Linked DNA regions of Homo sapiens: region 2 is linked to region 1. A link is an interaction called in ENCODE POLR2A ChIA-PET data of the cell type or tissue named here. Cell type or tissue: A673. All regions are shown on one strand.

What was found. ChIA-PET counts read pairs that join two places held together with the same protein. Peaks named below come from ENCODE experiments on the same cell type or tissue, not always from the same donor. Only the 100,000 strongest peaks of a DNase experiment are listed, where the experiment ranks them.
Region 2: POLR2A ChIA-PET joins it to region 1 with 15 read pairs; 2 of 35 experiments call an interaction of 5 or more read pairs at or near these places.

Annotation. Positions count from the first base shown.
Region 1 is chr15:61,485,580-61,493,579 of GRCh38, forward strand. No RefSeq gene overlaps it. Among named protein-coding and RNA genes, the nearest start is that of LINC02349, 240 kb to the right of the region's middle. In A673, no CTCF peak of the experiment used is centred here; no DNase peak of the experiment used is centred here; H3K27me3 peaks cover 269 bases.
Region 2 is chr15:61,165,804-61,173,803 of GRCh38, forward strand. The region is part of intron 1 of RORA (RAR related orphan receptor A); the gene reads right to left. Among named protein-coding and RNA genes, the nearest start is that of RORA, 59 kb to the right of the region's middle. RefSeq lists an enhancer at 7,730-8,000. In A673, CTCF peaks have their summits at 1,794 (motif pointing right) and 4,238; DNase peaks (open chromatin) are centred at 1,818 and 4,318; H3K27ac peaks cover 4,510 bases.

The DNA of each region.
Region 1 (8,000 bases):
TTGAGAAGCTCACTCTGAGGAAGGAAGACCTACAGTCAGAAGAGGCATGCCAAGTTATCAAGCATCATTTGGAATGATAAAGATTTATGACACAAAACTAAGTTCTTTCTCCACTTAGAAAATGGAGAATCAGGTCAAATATTTAAATGACTGAGATGAAAAATTATGACATTAATAACTATCATACACTGAGTATTTACCATGTGTCAGGCACCTGAAGCCTCCCAACCCTGTGATTTTTAAAATATGATGTGGAGTTTTTAAAAAGTGATGTGGAGTTTATCATTTATTATTATTCCTATGGATACACAATAGTTGTACAAGTTTATGGGATACATGTGATTTTTTTGTTTGTTTTTTGGAGACAGAGTCTCACTCTGTGGCCCAGTGGTGTGATCTCAGCTCACTGCAACTTCTGCCTCCCAGGCTTAAGTGATTCTCCCACCTCAGCCTCCCAACTAGCTGAGACTACAGGCGCACGCCACCACACCCAGCTAACTTTTTTGTATTTTTAGTAGAGACGGGGTTTTGCCACGTTGGACAGGCTGGTCTTGAACTCCTGACCTCAAGTGATCCACCCACCTCAGCCTCCCAAAGTGCTGGGATTATGGGTGTGAGCCATCATGCCTGGCCTAGATGATATTTTTATGCAAGCATTCAGGGTGGAATGATCAAATCCGGGTAATTGGGATATCCATCACCTTAAGCATTTGTCATTTCCTTGTGTTGGAAGCATTCTAAATCTTCTCCTCCAGCGATTTTAGAATTTGTGATAAACTATTGTTAACCATAGTCATCCTACGATGCTGCTGAATCCTACATCTTATTCCTATTGAACTGTATTTTTGGATCCATTAGTCAACCACTCTTTATTCCCTCCTCCTCACTACCCTCCACTGCCTCTAGTAACCACCATTCTATTCTCTACCTGCATGGAATCAATTTGTTACCTTCCACATGAGAATGCTAACATTTGATATTTGTCTTTTTGTGCCTGGCTTATTTCACTGAACGTATGTCTTCCAGTTTCATCCATGTTGCTGCAAATGACAGGATTTCATTATTTTGAACGACTAAATAATATTCCATTGTGTATATTTACCACATTTTCTTTTTCCATTCATCTGTTGATGGACACTTAGGTTGCTTCGAAACCTTGGCTATTGTGAAGAGTGCTGCAATAAATATGGGAGTACAGATATCTCTTTGATATACTGATTACCTTTCTTTTGTTATATACCCAGCAGAGGGATTGCTGGATCATATGGTAGTTCTAATTTTAGTTTCCAAAGGACCCTCCACGCCGTTTTCCATAGTGGCTGTACTAATTTGCACTCTCACTATCAGTATAGGTTCATTCCCCTTTCTCTGTATCCTTGCCAGCATTTGTTATTTTCTGTCATTTTGATAGCCATTTTAACTGGGTTAAAATGATACCTCACTGTGGTTTTGATTTGTATTTCCCTGATGATTAGTGATGTTTAGCATTTTTTTCATATTCATGTTGGCCATTTGTATGTCTTTTGAGAAATGTCTATTCAGATCTTTTGCCCTTTTTAAAATCAAATTCTTATTATTGCTGTTGAGTTGTTTGAGTTCCTTATATATTTTAGTTGTTAATTCCATGTCAGATGAATAGTTTGCAAATATTCTCTCCCATTCCGTAGGTTGCCTCTTCACTTTGTCAATTGTTTCCTTTGCTGTACAGCAGCTTTTTGAGCTTGATATAATCATTTGTCAATTTTTGCTTTGGTTGTCTGTGTTTTTGAAGTTTTACTCAAGAAATGTTTGCCCAGATCCATGTCCTGAAGCATTTCCCCAATGTTTTCTTCTAGTAGTTTAATTACTGTCATTTTTACAGTGAGTCTACTAGACTCCAAAGCCCGTAATCAGTTAACTCTAGCCCTTTACAACTGAACTGCTGGTTCTAGAACTTGAGTTTGCACAAAAATCACCTGGAGTTCTTGTTTAAAATTCAAAGCACCACACTCCACTCTTAGAGATTTGAGCTCTGTAGGTCTAAGATGGGAGCCAGAAGTATTCAGTGAAAAAAATAGATAGGTGATTTGAATGCAGGTGGTTTTAGGGTAACACTGAGGAACACTAAATTTCACTTCTCTACCTTAGTTATCTGAATGTCTGAATAGTTTCTTTATCATAGGAACAGGAAAAGAAGCAATAATGTAATCTATCATAAGACTTAAGAAGAAGTTACTGGACCATCTATCTTTTTTGCATAGCACTATGTTGTAGAATGCTTCTACCCATAAGACAGAAATAGCTTAGAATAATTTTGTAGGCTAATATTGAATTTCTCAATCAGGTTTCATTTTAGATGACTTTTGCTACACAATTAGTATGAACAGTTATTTGAGTGCACTATCAAATTTTAAAAGTTGTAATTATATACACAAATAAATATAATGTTTTAAGAGTTGTTTGGGACTCCAACCTTATTATCATGCAAATAATAAATTACATACCTTGCCATACACACAATTTTTGGTAGTGATTGAAACAAGAACCTATTTCTCTAACTCCTAACACTAGTTACATTTGGGTCTTTCTCTGTAAAATATTTTTAGTACATTGTCCTAAAAGTCTTTCTATTATATAAGATTTTTAGTTAAATTAAACCATTTAAAAAAACACGGTGAAACCCCGTCTCTACTAAAAATACAAAAAATTAGCTGGGTGTGATTGCAGGTGCCTGAAGTCCCAGCTACTCGGGAGGCTGAGGCAGGAGAATGGCCTGAACCTGGGAGGCAGAGCTTGCAGTGAGCCGAGATCGCGCCACTGCACTCCAGCCTGGGCGACAGAGTGAGATTCCGTCTAAAAAAAAAAAAAAAAAAAAAACCAGCCTAGTGTTTGTTCTTATCCTTAATTTTGAAAGCTAAGTCCCTGGGAAAAAAGTACTTGAATTACGTATATATCTCATCAAGAAAACAGTGCATACATTTGAATGCATAAGCCACAATTTTCTTATTGACATACGGGTAACTTACAGAGGAAAGATTTCCATGCATAAATTCTACCTATGTTCACTTATTATTTAGTGTTTGTAACTTAGGTTGAAGTTGTGAGGTGATCTGTATCTTCCAAGGAACAGAAGACAAAGTAATCAAGCACACCCACCTGTAGCTCTGTGACGCTCAGGTTCTCAGGGTCACCAGTTGATACCTTCAGGAGACAAAGAAGTCTTGGGCTCTCAAAAATCCCACAAAGCAAGATGGCCACCACAATGGAACCCAAGACAAGGGAAGACTGAAGTCCTAAAGCCAGCAATTGGTAATGACAAAAACAGAGGTAAAGTGCTCAAGTGAGGCTGACTGATGAGTCACATTTTAAAAACAATGACCAAAGCCAAATATCTCTGTTCTTAAAAGTTGTTTCAGGGCCAGGAGTGGTGGCACATGCCTGTAACCTTAGTGCTTTGGGAGGCCAAGGCAGGTGGATAGCCTGAGGTTAGGAATTTGAGACCAGCCTGGCCAACATGATGAAACCCCATCTCTACTAAAAATCCAAAAAAATTAGTCGGAAGTGGTGGTGCGTGCCGATAGTCCCAGCTACTCAGGAGGCTGAGCCAGGAGAATAGATTGAACCTGGGAAGCAGAGGTTGCAGTGAGCTGAGATTGCTCCATTGCACTCTAGCCTGGGTGACAAGAGCGGAACTCCATCAAAAAAAAAAAACCTGTTTCGGGAAACCTCTGAGTTGATCTATGTCTACAAGACTAAACCAAAACATTAATGGTGAAGAAAAACGTCCTGTCTAGAAGAGTTGACTGCTGTCTATTAAAACAAAAGTGGAGGTGGGATAGCAGAGGAGGGGTGAAGAGTAAATCATAGGATTTAAACAGATGATGACAAGGCCAGGTGCCTAGGGACAGACAGATTACTAAGAAATTTATGATATGCTAATTTCAATTCTGAGTCTTGTCACTGATTTAAGTTCCAGTGTACTCTGGACATCTCATAGTCAAAATATAACCATTTGGAACATTTAATATCCATGAAAAGATTGTAAAACAAGAATGTAAATGAAAAAAGCATTTTTAAAAAGCCAATGAAATTTGTCTTTTCTTTATACCAACTACTTAGCTTCCAAGATTGCCAAGGACTTTTCAGAAAACAGTGTTTATTGTCAGTGATTCAGCAGGGAAACTGATCTGCTGGTCTTTGGCTTGGCCACATCTGAGGCCAATTCCAAGAATTTCCTAACTTAGAGCTTAATCACTGGAATAAGACCGAAGGCCTAAACCCAGATAATTCCTATTTTAGATACAGACCTCATGGGCTGATTTACTGGTTTTATCTTTAAAATAGCTTCAAAAATAATTGGGCTGTAGGGGTGAAAAATCCCACTCTCTCTGTATTGATTGTCAAGACACATAGGGGAGACTTCAGAGAAAAGTTAACATCAGCCTTTCCCTCCCCACTTTACCTTCAATACCTGCCCATCTTACTTTGGAACTACATACTTCAAACATAGGGCCCTTTTTCTACCTCCTCCATATCTCTCCCCCAGCACTCATTGTCCTAACATCCATATCCACTTCCATTTTGACTCCATGACGATGCAAAGTTAAGCTCCTAGAGAATACATTTGATCATCTTATGCTTAAAGATGCCCACAAGATAGGACTTAAATTTGTAACGTAACATTAAAAGACTCTTCACATTCTAGCCAATGGATTGGCAAACTACAGCCTACGTGCCAAATCTGACCCACCAACTCTTCTTGTAAAGTTTTATTAGAACATAGCCACGCCTATTCATTTGTGTATTGTCTATGACAGCTTTCATACAAGGGTAGAGTTGAGTAAGTCTCCCCAAAGCCAGAAACATTTACTGGTTTTTTTGTTTTGTTTTGTTTTGTTTTTTAGACAGAGTCTTGCTCTGTCGCCCAGGCTGGAGTGCAGTGGCACAATCTCGGCTCACTGCAAGCTCTGCCTCCTGGGTTCACACCATTCTCCTGCCTCAGCCTCCTAAGGAGCTGGGACTGCAGGCGCCCACCACCACAGCCAGCTAATTTTTTGTATTTTTTTTTTTTTTTAGTGGAGACGGGGTTTCACCATGTTAGCCAGGATGGTCTCGATCTCCTGACGTCGTGATCCACCCGCCTCGGCCTCCCAAACTGCTGGGATTACAGGCATGAGCCACCACACCCGGCCACATTTACTGTTTTTACATTACCAACCCTGATCTAGGCCTCAATTCACTTTTTCAGTCTCCTTTGCTGTCTGTCCCCAAAGTAAGTTCACTACACTCTAAAACCAGACTGACTATTCTCCAAACATACCACTGTCTTTTAAGAATACTCAGTTCTGAATACATTGTTCTCTGTTCCTTGAAAGTTCATATCATGCTGCTAAAACTGGTGAGCTCCCTCTCTTTCTTTACGTCTCAACCCAAATATTATCTTCTCTGTGAAACCTTCCCTGACTCTCCCCAGACAGATTGGCCTCTCCCTCCTCTATTCTGTCTTAATACTTTATATGTGCTTCTGTTATAGCATGTATCACTTCATATCTCACTCATCAAGATATCTTATTAGGCTATGAGCTCTTGGAGAGCAGTTGTCTGAATTTTTGTATTCCATGTGTCTTGCCGAGTGGCTGACTTATTTACATGTTTGCTAAGTGTTTGATGAATGAATGAATGAGCGATTTGCAGACCATGCATATTAATTTGGAACACTGGCCATGTTTGTTAAGTTATATTTTACTAATTTAATTAGCTTAGTCATCTTACAGAAAAATGTGCTTTGCTCACGGGAATGGGTTAAGAGATAGTGTCCAAAACAATTTGCAATTTATCCCTACCACAGAAAAATAAAAACAGTCAAAGCAAAACTGAGTATCCTATGTTTATACCTTAAGAACCATGCATTCTTATGAATGAGCTATCAAGAGGGTGTCTATAAAGTGGAGTCTTTCTATTTAACTACTTCTCTCTGTTCTCCATTCTCAAGTTCTCCATTCTTCTCTCTGTTCTCCATTCTCAAGGAAGAAAGAACAATTGCACAGTTGAGTTTTAATTAGGGCAACACTTTCCTTCTCCTTAATAAAAATCCAATACACCAAGTACAGATTTATTGATTAAAATCTTAAATTCCACTTTTCAAACAACATAAAGAAATCCTTCCTCAGTCCTTTTGTAAGCCTCTGTATTGATAAATTGACACATTTAATATTGAGTCACTCTTAGACCAAAGAGTACTTGTGTGTCCACATTTCTAGTTAGCAAAATGATGTTGGAAAAGGTAGAAGTAAACTTATGACACTAGCCTATTTTTTTTCATGGTATAATGTTTCCCAACATCTCCCGACATTGAATGAAGCACTTTTCTGAAAGCTGAAAATATTTTTTTATTGAATAGGCTGTAACAAGCACTAGAATAAAATGTTCAATTCATACAACTGAGATTGATTCATTTCTTTTGTATCCACTGTTTATGGAAAGATTTTACCTTTGAAAGACAACTAGTCCTATAGTTTCTTGAAAAGCTAAGGTATGCATTAAGTAGAAAAATAATTAGACACAAAATATTAGAAGATTCCACAGATCCCTCCTGGAAAAGGCTGTGTTGAAGTTTGAACACTTACATGGTGGCCCCCCACTTTGTCCTTAGGGCGGGACACAGCTCGCTTCCCTGGCCAGAGTCTGAACATTTCTCAATCACTGTGGCTGCACTGGCTGGAGGGGGGTTTGCTGTGCCAAACATTATTCTCATCCTTGTCTTTGGCCCATGCCAGGCCACAGCCCACTTCCTATGATGGCAGGACTTGTATGAAGCTACCATGATTGAAAATCAAATTCATATCCTAGGGTAACTGATTCAGAATCAGATCTGACTTGGAGCCAAACTTTTAAAATCATTTCTGAGCTTTCATGTTGTCTTCTGAAAAATGGAAAGGATAATAATAACGCACCAATTGCAAAGATGAATTAATGAGCTAAAGGTGAAAAATCAATCTATAAAGCTAGGAGAAATACAGATGAATTTTTTGAAATGACCTTTGGTTAGAGAAGGCTTTTCTAAACATGAAAACAAATGAGAAACCAAAGAGGAAAAAGATCAGTGGATATTTCTCCAAGGGTTTAGAAAGAAAGTTCTCAATCAGAATTGGGTGAGCTATGTGGGAGTACGGCCTTAAAAGTTGCTATTTTTTCTTCTATGTTTGAGCAGGGATTTGATATGTTTCCTTGCTGTGGTGTGCATGTCCCCTCCAAAACTCACGTTGAAATTTAATCCCTAGTGTGGCAGTATCAAGAGAGGCCTTTAAGAGGTGACTGGATCACGAGAGCTCTGCCCTCAAGAATGCATTAATCCATTCGTGGATTAATGGACTAATGAGTTATCATAGGAGGGGAACCGGTGACTTTATAGAAAGAGGAAGAAAGACCTGAGTAAGCAGGTTTGCCTGCTTAGTCCCCTTGCCATGGGATGTCCTGCACTACCTCAGGACTCTTCCAAATGTACCTCATCAACTTTGGACTTCCCAGACTCCAGAATTGTAAGAAATAAATTTCATTTCTTATAAATTACCCAGTTTCAGGCACTCTTCTATAAGCAACAGAAAATGGACCAAGATATTCCTTATCTTTCATATGGAATGGCCTTAGAAGTCCTAATGTCTAGCCGGGCTCAGAGGCTCACGCCTGTAATCCCAGCACTTTGGGAGGCTGAGGCAGGAGGATCATGAGGTCAGGAGATCAAGACCATTCTGGCTAACACGGTGGATTCTACCGTGGCTGTCTCTACTAAAAATACAAAAACAAAAACAAAAAAAAAATGTAGAAGCCCTAATGTCTGCATATTGATTTTCCTGTTGTCCCAATTCCTTTTGAATGTCTCCACCACATACTGCATTTTCTCTATGTGTAGTGCTTACGGCTGTCCTACAGAAGTGCATATTCCCCTTATCTTTCTTCCTGTATGAATGCCAGACACTAGGCGAAAACATGGACATGTAAGAATTTTAAATATTACAGCGACC
Region 2 (8,000 bases), 320 kb before region 1:
AGGCCTGCCTTACAAACATTAATAATATCTACCCCTTACTCCAGACACTTGCAGAGACCTCATTTAATCCCCACAACTACTATCTGTGGTTTATAGATTTTCAGCTTACAGATACAAAATGTGAAGCCCAGGATGATGAAGTAACTTGTCCAAGGCCACATAGACCTAAGTGGCAGAAGTCTGACCTGAGCTCGATGTGGGACTCTGAAACCTTTACTCTTAATGCATGCAGGGCTGCCATCAGGTGCAAGATTTTCAAACTCTTCTGAGTGGGGGGCATCAGCCCAATGAAAGGATATTCCAGTATGTGGAAGAGAAATGTAGCAAACGTAAAGACTGATGCCATCTTTCACTTTTTTTTTTAAAAGACTGAAACATTTCAAGAACTCTTTCCTTAAGAGGTTACTGAGGACCTCGATGAAGATGCAAGAAAGACACTGACAGTATTCACGATCTATTAAACTGACCAGTTTCTACTAAATACCTACAACATGCCCAAGCACCAGAAAGACACAGATGAACATGTCTCTTGGAATACCAGAATAATTTCCCCACGTCAGCCTTGTGAATCTGTTTAGAGAGGAGGGCCCAGGGACAGCAATAGGAATAAAAACATGAACAGACACAGAACAGGAGCAGGCAGAAGAACAGAAGAAAAGGGATGAGGCAGGAGAGGAGTAGTTAATCTTACACAACATTTGGACTTTTCAAACGTAATTGCACATCCATTGACAACCGTTATATCACCTTATATTTACCCAGTGCTTTTTGTTTGAATCTCACAGCAGCATGATATTATAGGAAGGGGAAATATAAAACCAAGTTTTACAGCTAAAGAATATGTGGCCTCAGAGAGGTCATCTTTCCAAAAGTCACAGAGGGAGTCTCCCTCTGTTAGAGGGAGAGCCAGAGCTAGGATCTGGACCTCAGGACTCCTAGCACAGTGCTCATCCCACCACACAGAGCACTACTTGTGAAGCAGAACATACCCTTTACATGTTATCCACATGTTATCCACAGCTACAATGCTTGCCAGTGGCCAGCATGGTAATAAAGACTCCATTCTCATGTACATCTCCATAATTAGATTACTTTTCCCCATCCTCATCCCCACAACCTACTCACCAACAATTATCTGAGCCCAGCTATGCTCACCCCTTCTTAAGACCTGCCCTCTCTGGAATTACAGTAGACAATGACAAAGAAGTTGTAGTTGCCAGATGTCTCAAACTGCAGTGACACACATACACAAAATCACAGAATCGGCTGCACCCCTAATGCTTCTCTGTTCAAAATCCAGTTCTTCTTGTAATGACATCTAATCAGGCCCTGGAATCAGCTGAAACGAGAGCTTCTGTAAAAATCACTCTTCACTCGGTACTCAGCAGTTAAGTCTCTTAAATGTCAACCTGCTAGGAATTACTTTAAAAGATTTTTTTTTCCTTCATTACAAATCTCAAAGCTATTGAGTCTTTTCAACTTCCAGATGGATCCTGATATTCATATAGTCCAGAAAATGACAATGTTCTTTGTCTGCTAGGTTTGAACAATTTTGAGTTACTTAAAGAATGTGTCCACATTATTACAGACACTCAGGTTAATAATAAACATTGAGATCCTTATCCAGATATTTATAAGCCTTTAGAACTCTTTAAAGGATGCAAATAATTTGACCAGGATTTTTTTTTTTTTTTTTTTTTTTTTTTTTTTTTTTTTTTTATGAAGAAATTTCTCTACAACCAGGACTCTGGCTAAATCCATTAGCCCTACAATTTGGCTATGTGACCACCAGGTGGTGACAGTGTGCCACAATTCAGGACCAGCAAGGTTGGCATCAGGGAGCTTTCCCCACACTTATGTTGAAAACCAACCTTTCAAATTTAGATCTCACTTAATCCCCTGCCACATTTAAGGTGTTACTTTTAATACAGCATCTCAACCACCACCTCTGGGTTAGGTCCTTCATAATCTGTAGAACCGAAATCTTTTAATGTGGCATTCAGGACCCTCCAAGGTGGTCCCACCCCACCCACCACTCTCCTACACAGTCCCTGTATTACAGCCACACTTCAATGCATGTTTCCTGCACATTCACACAGATGCAAAGATGGTTCTAACATTTCTTGCTTCTGTATATTTGCTCTTGGGGATATCCCCTGATGTTCACCTACCTTTTCAGGCACCTATAAAACATCTGGAAACTTGCTCAGACAAAACTCCACCAAACAGTTGTAAAAGCCCAGAGTTCTACTAGTATTTAGGAATATGCTGAGTGTTGTTTCCTGTAGAAAACTTGTAATGTATATATATAATATATATTAAAAACATACATATATACACATATATACATACATATACATATATATGTAAATCATTACATATATACACATATATACACGCGCGTGCGTGCGTGCGTGTGTGTGTGTGTGTGTGTATGTATTTTGAGACGGAGTCTTGCTCTGTTGTCCAGGCTGGAGTGCCGTGGCGTGATCTTGGCTCACTGCAACCTCCACCTTCTGGGTTCAAGCGATTCTCTTGCCTCACCCTCCCTACTAGGTGAGACTACAGGTATGCACCACCATGCCCAACTAATTTTTGTATTTTTACAAAATTACAAAATAGTAATTTTGTAATTAGTAGAGACAGGGTTTCGCCATGTTAGCCAGGCTGTTCCCGAACTCCTGAGCTCAAGTTATCTGCCCACCTCGGCCTCCCAAAGTGCTGGGATTACAGGTGTGAGCCACTGTGCCTGGCCCTTGTATTATATATTAATCTTGATATTTTTAGGATAAATAAAAACGTGTGTCTTAATGAGCGCTAGATCACATAACCTGCCTTATCTACTTAGCTATTTCTCTTGAACATCTTTCCTTGTCATTAAATGATACATGAAGCGTTTTATGGTTCCCCTCACCAGGAGTCTGCTCAGTCTGGTGGACAGTATGCTGGGCTTGAAATCAAAACACCGAGATTCAGTCCTAGTTCTAGCAGGTGCTAGCTGTGTTTGGGCAAGTTGTTTAACCTCTCTGAGCCCAAGCTGCATGGGTGTAATGCTTACCTCCCAAAGTCTCTGACAGCCTAAATGAGATCACTCATCTGATCATTTCTAGCTTGGAACCTGCCTTGGAGTGACCTCTCAATTATTACTCATTTCTATCCACTCAGTTGATGTGATTTCTTTCTCCCTCCAAGCCACACCACTCTTTGTACCTTCCTGTGCCTCCATCCTGCTGGATCTCACCTTAAAGGAGCTTGGGAACTTGCTGTATTCCCCCTGCCAGAGCATAAGAACACTCCTGAAGGCAGGGCTGGCCTGACTCCTCTGACTGGCCCCAGGGATCCCCTAGCATATGCCAAGTCCCCTGCAGACGCCAGGCATCTGTGGAACTGAATGGGGAATCCAGCCTCCCTTCGCCTTAACCCTTGCCATTCTGGGCCTTGCACTCTTACAGCCCTGTACACAGCTTGGAAAAAAAAAAAAAAAGTCTGGCGTCTTTTAAGGCCCTGGCTTGACGTTGATGCTAAAAAATACTTTCAATCTGGAGCTTGGCTCTTTGGGGTCCCGATGATACCTCTCTGCCTGGTATCCTCTGCCTACAGCTTCTCTCTTGGTGGCCAGCTCTGCCTCCTCTTCTGCAGGTTCCTCTTCTGTGGCAGCAGAGGATAACCTTGTTAAGTGAGAGGAAGAGTGGTACCCCCTCTCTGCCTCCTCCTCACACGGGACGTAAACACCACGGCTTCAGCAGGGAGCTAGTCCATGCTGAGGCCTTCTCCAGCCTTTCTAGCCTTGATGTTTCTTTATTGTTGTCTGTGGCTTGGTTTCGTTTTTCCATTTTCATGAAAAAAAAAAAAAAAAAGCTTTCTTTTCTTGGCCCTTCTTCCAGCAGTTGATTGATTTGCATTGGATGCTGAAGCCACTTCCTGTTTTTCCTTCAAACCCCCCAGCAACTGTCTTCCTTACAAACGGCCTCAGAAAAAAAAGAAACAGCTCACATTCCTGGTACAGGGCACCTGGGAAGAAAAATTCATTGGATTTCATCAGGAAGTATGATGTTCCTTGGGCAGCATCCCAGGGTGGACCTTTCTGTTGACCCTATCAGGATGGTAAAATTGAAAAGAACCCCCAGAAGGCAGTCCTCACTCTGCAGGACACCTACTCCCAGAGGCACCGTGTCCATCATAATAGTTCTAAGCGTGTGTACTAGAATTGGATGTGGGTGTGTTTACTTCTGCACTGCCTCCTAGCTGTGTGACCCAAGGTGAGCTGCTGTGCCTTGCTGATCCCCAGTTTCCTCATTTGTCAAGTGGGTTGAGTCATAAGACTTCCTGTATTGGTTTCCTGTGGCTGCAGTGATCAATTACCATAAATGCAGTGGCTTAAATCAACACAAATCTACTAACTGTTCTGAAAGTCAGAAGTCTTCAAATCAAGGAGTTGGCAGGCTTGTATTTCTTCTGAAAGCTGTAGGGAGAAATCTGTTTTCTTGCGTTTTCTACTTTCTGCAGGCCACCTGCATTCTCTTTGCCCTTTCTTCCACTTTCAAAGCCAGCAGTGTAGCGTCTTCAAATCTTTCTCTTCCTGTTTGTGTGTCCTGTGCTTTTGTCATTAAATCTCCTTCTTTCACTCTGACTCTCCTGCCCGCCTCTTATAAGGACCTGTAATTACACTGAGCTCGCCTAGTTAATCCAGGATCATCTCCCAACTCAAGGTCCTAACTGAATCGCATGTGCAAGGTCGCTTTCCATGCAAGGTAACAGATTGCCAGGCTCTAGGGATTGGGGTATGGACTTCGCTATTTTGCCTGCCATACTTCTCTCATAAAACCATTATGAAAATATAAAAAGAGCATATATGTGTATTTTTCAGCACAATCCTGGCACATTGTAAGTGCTCCAAATATACAGCCATGATTATATCAATATACCAATACCAGCACTAGCAGTCAAAAGAGAAGTGGTTGTTAATGCTTAGTTAGGTAAAGCAGAGCCATTTGGATCAACCTTGAATGAAAGCAAATGGAAGCGTAATTGGGGCTGGATAGTGCACAGACACATCCTTTTACAGTTTCATATCCTCACTCTTCGTTTTAAAAACAAATGTTTACTGGGCACCCTCTAGATACCATACTTTCCATTCCTCACAATAGTCGTTTCTGGTAGATGTTACCGCCTTACTTTACAGGTGACGACAGTAAGACTTAGGTTACACAATTTGGTCAGATTGTTCAGCTGGTCACTAGCAAAGGCAGGATTTGAATTTGCTATTGTCTGATTTAAGCCCGCCCTCTTTCCAGGCTCCAGGACTTGGCGACATGCTGGCTCATACTCACTCTGATCATCAAAACTACACCAGACCTGCCCCACGGGCAGCTGGCACACTTGGCTTTCAGGGCAGAAATCAAGTTCTTGCTTCTCCGGTGTCCTCCACAGCCCTACACCCATCCAGGGGCACACGGTGGGTGGGCTATGCCATCCTTGTGATCTTGCTAGGAACAGGAGAGCCCAATGAGAGGCCTAAGTGCTTCTGGGGCAATGGTTCTCAGCCCTGGCATGTGTCACAATGACCTGGAGAGCCTGCTAAGCCAGACTGTTGGCCCCACCCCCAGAGTTCAGTAGGTCTGTATTTGCATTTCAAATAAGAACCCAGGTGATGCTGATTCTGCTAATCCAGGCCCACACCCTAAGAACCACCCCTCTGCAGGGATCCGGAAGTAAATTTATTAAAGGAGAATACACTGCTCAGATGTGGGGTATTAACACTCACTGGTCCCCACCCACTCCACTTCTGGACTTCTGCAGAGCTGCTAGCCCTACTTGACTAATAATTCCCAGCAGAGGGGCAGTCTCCCCATAACCTATGACACATCGCTCACTTTCCTCCACTGCTCCTGGAGGTGGCCCCCATTGGGAATCTTAGCTTTACTGGCTACATCTTTAGCAGAGAGGCCTGGGTCATCTGTCCTCCCTGTATCTTCAGCTCAGCCAAACAATAAAATGCAAGACACAAAACGTTGCCTTTGAAAATGAGGCAGCTGGGGAGAGGAACGATGCCTTTAAAAGGGCAAAGGTTCTTTGGGACACCGATCCTCAACATCTCACCCTGCAGCTCAAAGTCAAGGCTTGCCAGGGTTCAAGTTCTCAAGTGTGCTTCAGTGGTGTTATTTAGATGTGACCCTATAGGCTGAAGGGCATGCACATTAGCATATTTTGTAACAGCTGTTGATGAAGATGTTAAGTCTTGCTCAGGGGACCAGTTGCAGTGAGAAGCATTTTATGAGAACAATATATATTGTAGACATCTGAATATATTTCCATGAGAAAATAAGGATGAAGAAACAAAAAAAAATGGTATAGTGTCCTTACACAGCAGATGAATATTTAATACACTGGAGCTTATCTTTAAGAGAAAAAAATACCCTTTGCAATTTTTCATGCTTCCTACAATAGCAATCCATATACGAAATGACAAACACTATAGCCACCCATATAAATACCACGTATTTCATTATTCCTTTCTTACGGTGGCACAAAGGCCAGCTGCTACATGAAGTATCATGAAAACATAAATTAGTGGTTATAAATAGCATATTTAAAGGATGAGGCCATCTAAAATCGGTTGGCTTAACAGAGGCCAAGAACAAGTCTGAGGAATTGATAAGACAGGAGGGAAACTCAGGTAGTATATGCAGATCCCAGGACAGCAGCCCACAGATGCTCCACCAGGGGCTCTCAAAACAGAGTTCAAGGGGGATAGGTCTCAGGGCCCCGGAGGAATGATCCTACTTTCAGTTGACCCTTGCCACCTCAGGAGGGACCAATTCAGAGACTGCTTATCACCACTATTTTTAACTTCTTGGCAATATAACCAGTACAATGGGAAAATCGCCCAAAGTAAATACATACTCTCCTTTGATTCTTCTCCTGGAAAGCAGTTTTCTACTATTTTCCGTTAGAATCATTTCCAGGGTAAATCACACTTCAGAGGCAGAGCTTAAGTCTAAGGGTCCCCTAAGGAGCATGTATCCTGGGCTGGGAGGAGCTAAAAAAAAGGCATGTCTTTGCTCTCTGCTGTAGATGCTGTGTCCAAGCAAGTCCTTTGAGAAGCCTCTGCAAGTTTTTCACCTTCAAGCCTCCTGCGTTATTACTATTTCCTGAGTTTTGCTACCAAACAAAATTACCTGTAGTCATATATAATTATTTTTCCATGAGACAGCTTAATATTGATAACATTTTTGTGGTTTTTAAATTTTATTTTATTTTTCCTTTTCCATCTCTCTTTCCTGGTATTAATAACATTTTTGAACATTTTCTTTCTACTAGGCACTGTACGAGGATCCTCTCATGTAATCCTCATCTCAATCCTATGAGCTGGGTACCACTATTACCCCCACTTTATATACAGGAAAACTGGATCACAGCAGTGCAGTAACTTGCTCAAGATCTTGCAGCTTGAAAGTGGTGGTACAAATCTAAAATCCAGATCTGTCTTCAAAGTCCATGCTTTTAACCACTGCACTGTGCAGCCTGAATTCATCCATTCACCATATTATGTTAATACAGTTCCATATTAAAGAGAAAACTGTTTAAACTATTTTAAAACTTAGGAAGGATAAATGCATAACTTGTGTTGGAATTTTTTAAGCACATAAAATAGTTTCAGGCAACCCATTCAGGTCTTCATGGACCCCTAGCTGTCCTGGACCTCACATTAGAAATCACTGACCTAGACCCACCTGAACATCATTTGCCATGTGAATCTTCTAGGTCTGCACAAAACACCTAGTTAAAAATATCGTCTGATGCTCTGGAATAACAAGTCAAATAAAATCAAAATACGGAATGACATTCAAGCCTCTTTTTTTGAGTGTGTGAGATGGGGTCCTGCTCTGCCACCCAGGCTGGAGTGCAGTGGCGTGACCACGGCTCACTGCGACCTCAACCTCCCAGATTCAAGAGATCCTCACACCTCAGCCTCCCGAGTAGCTGGGACTATAGGCATG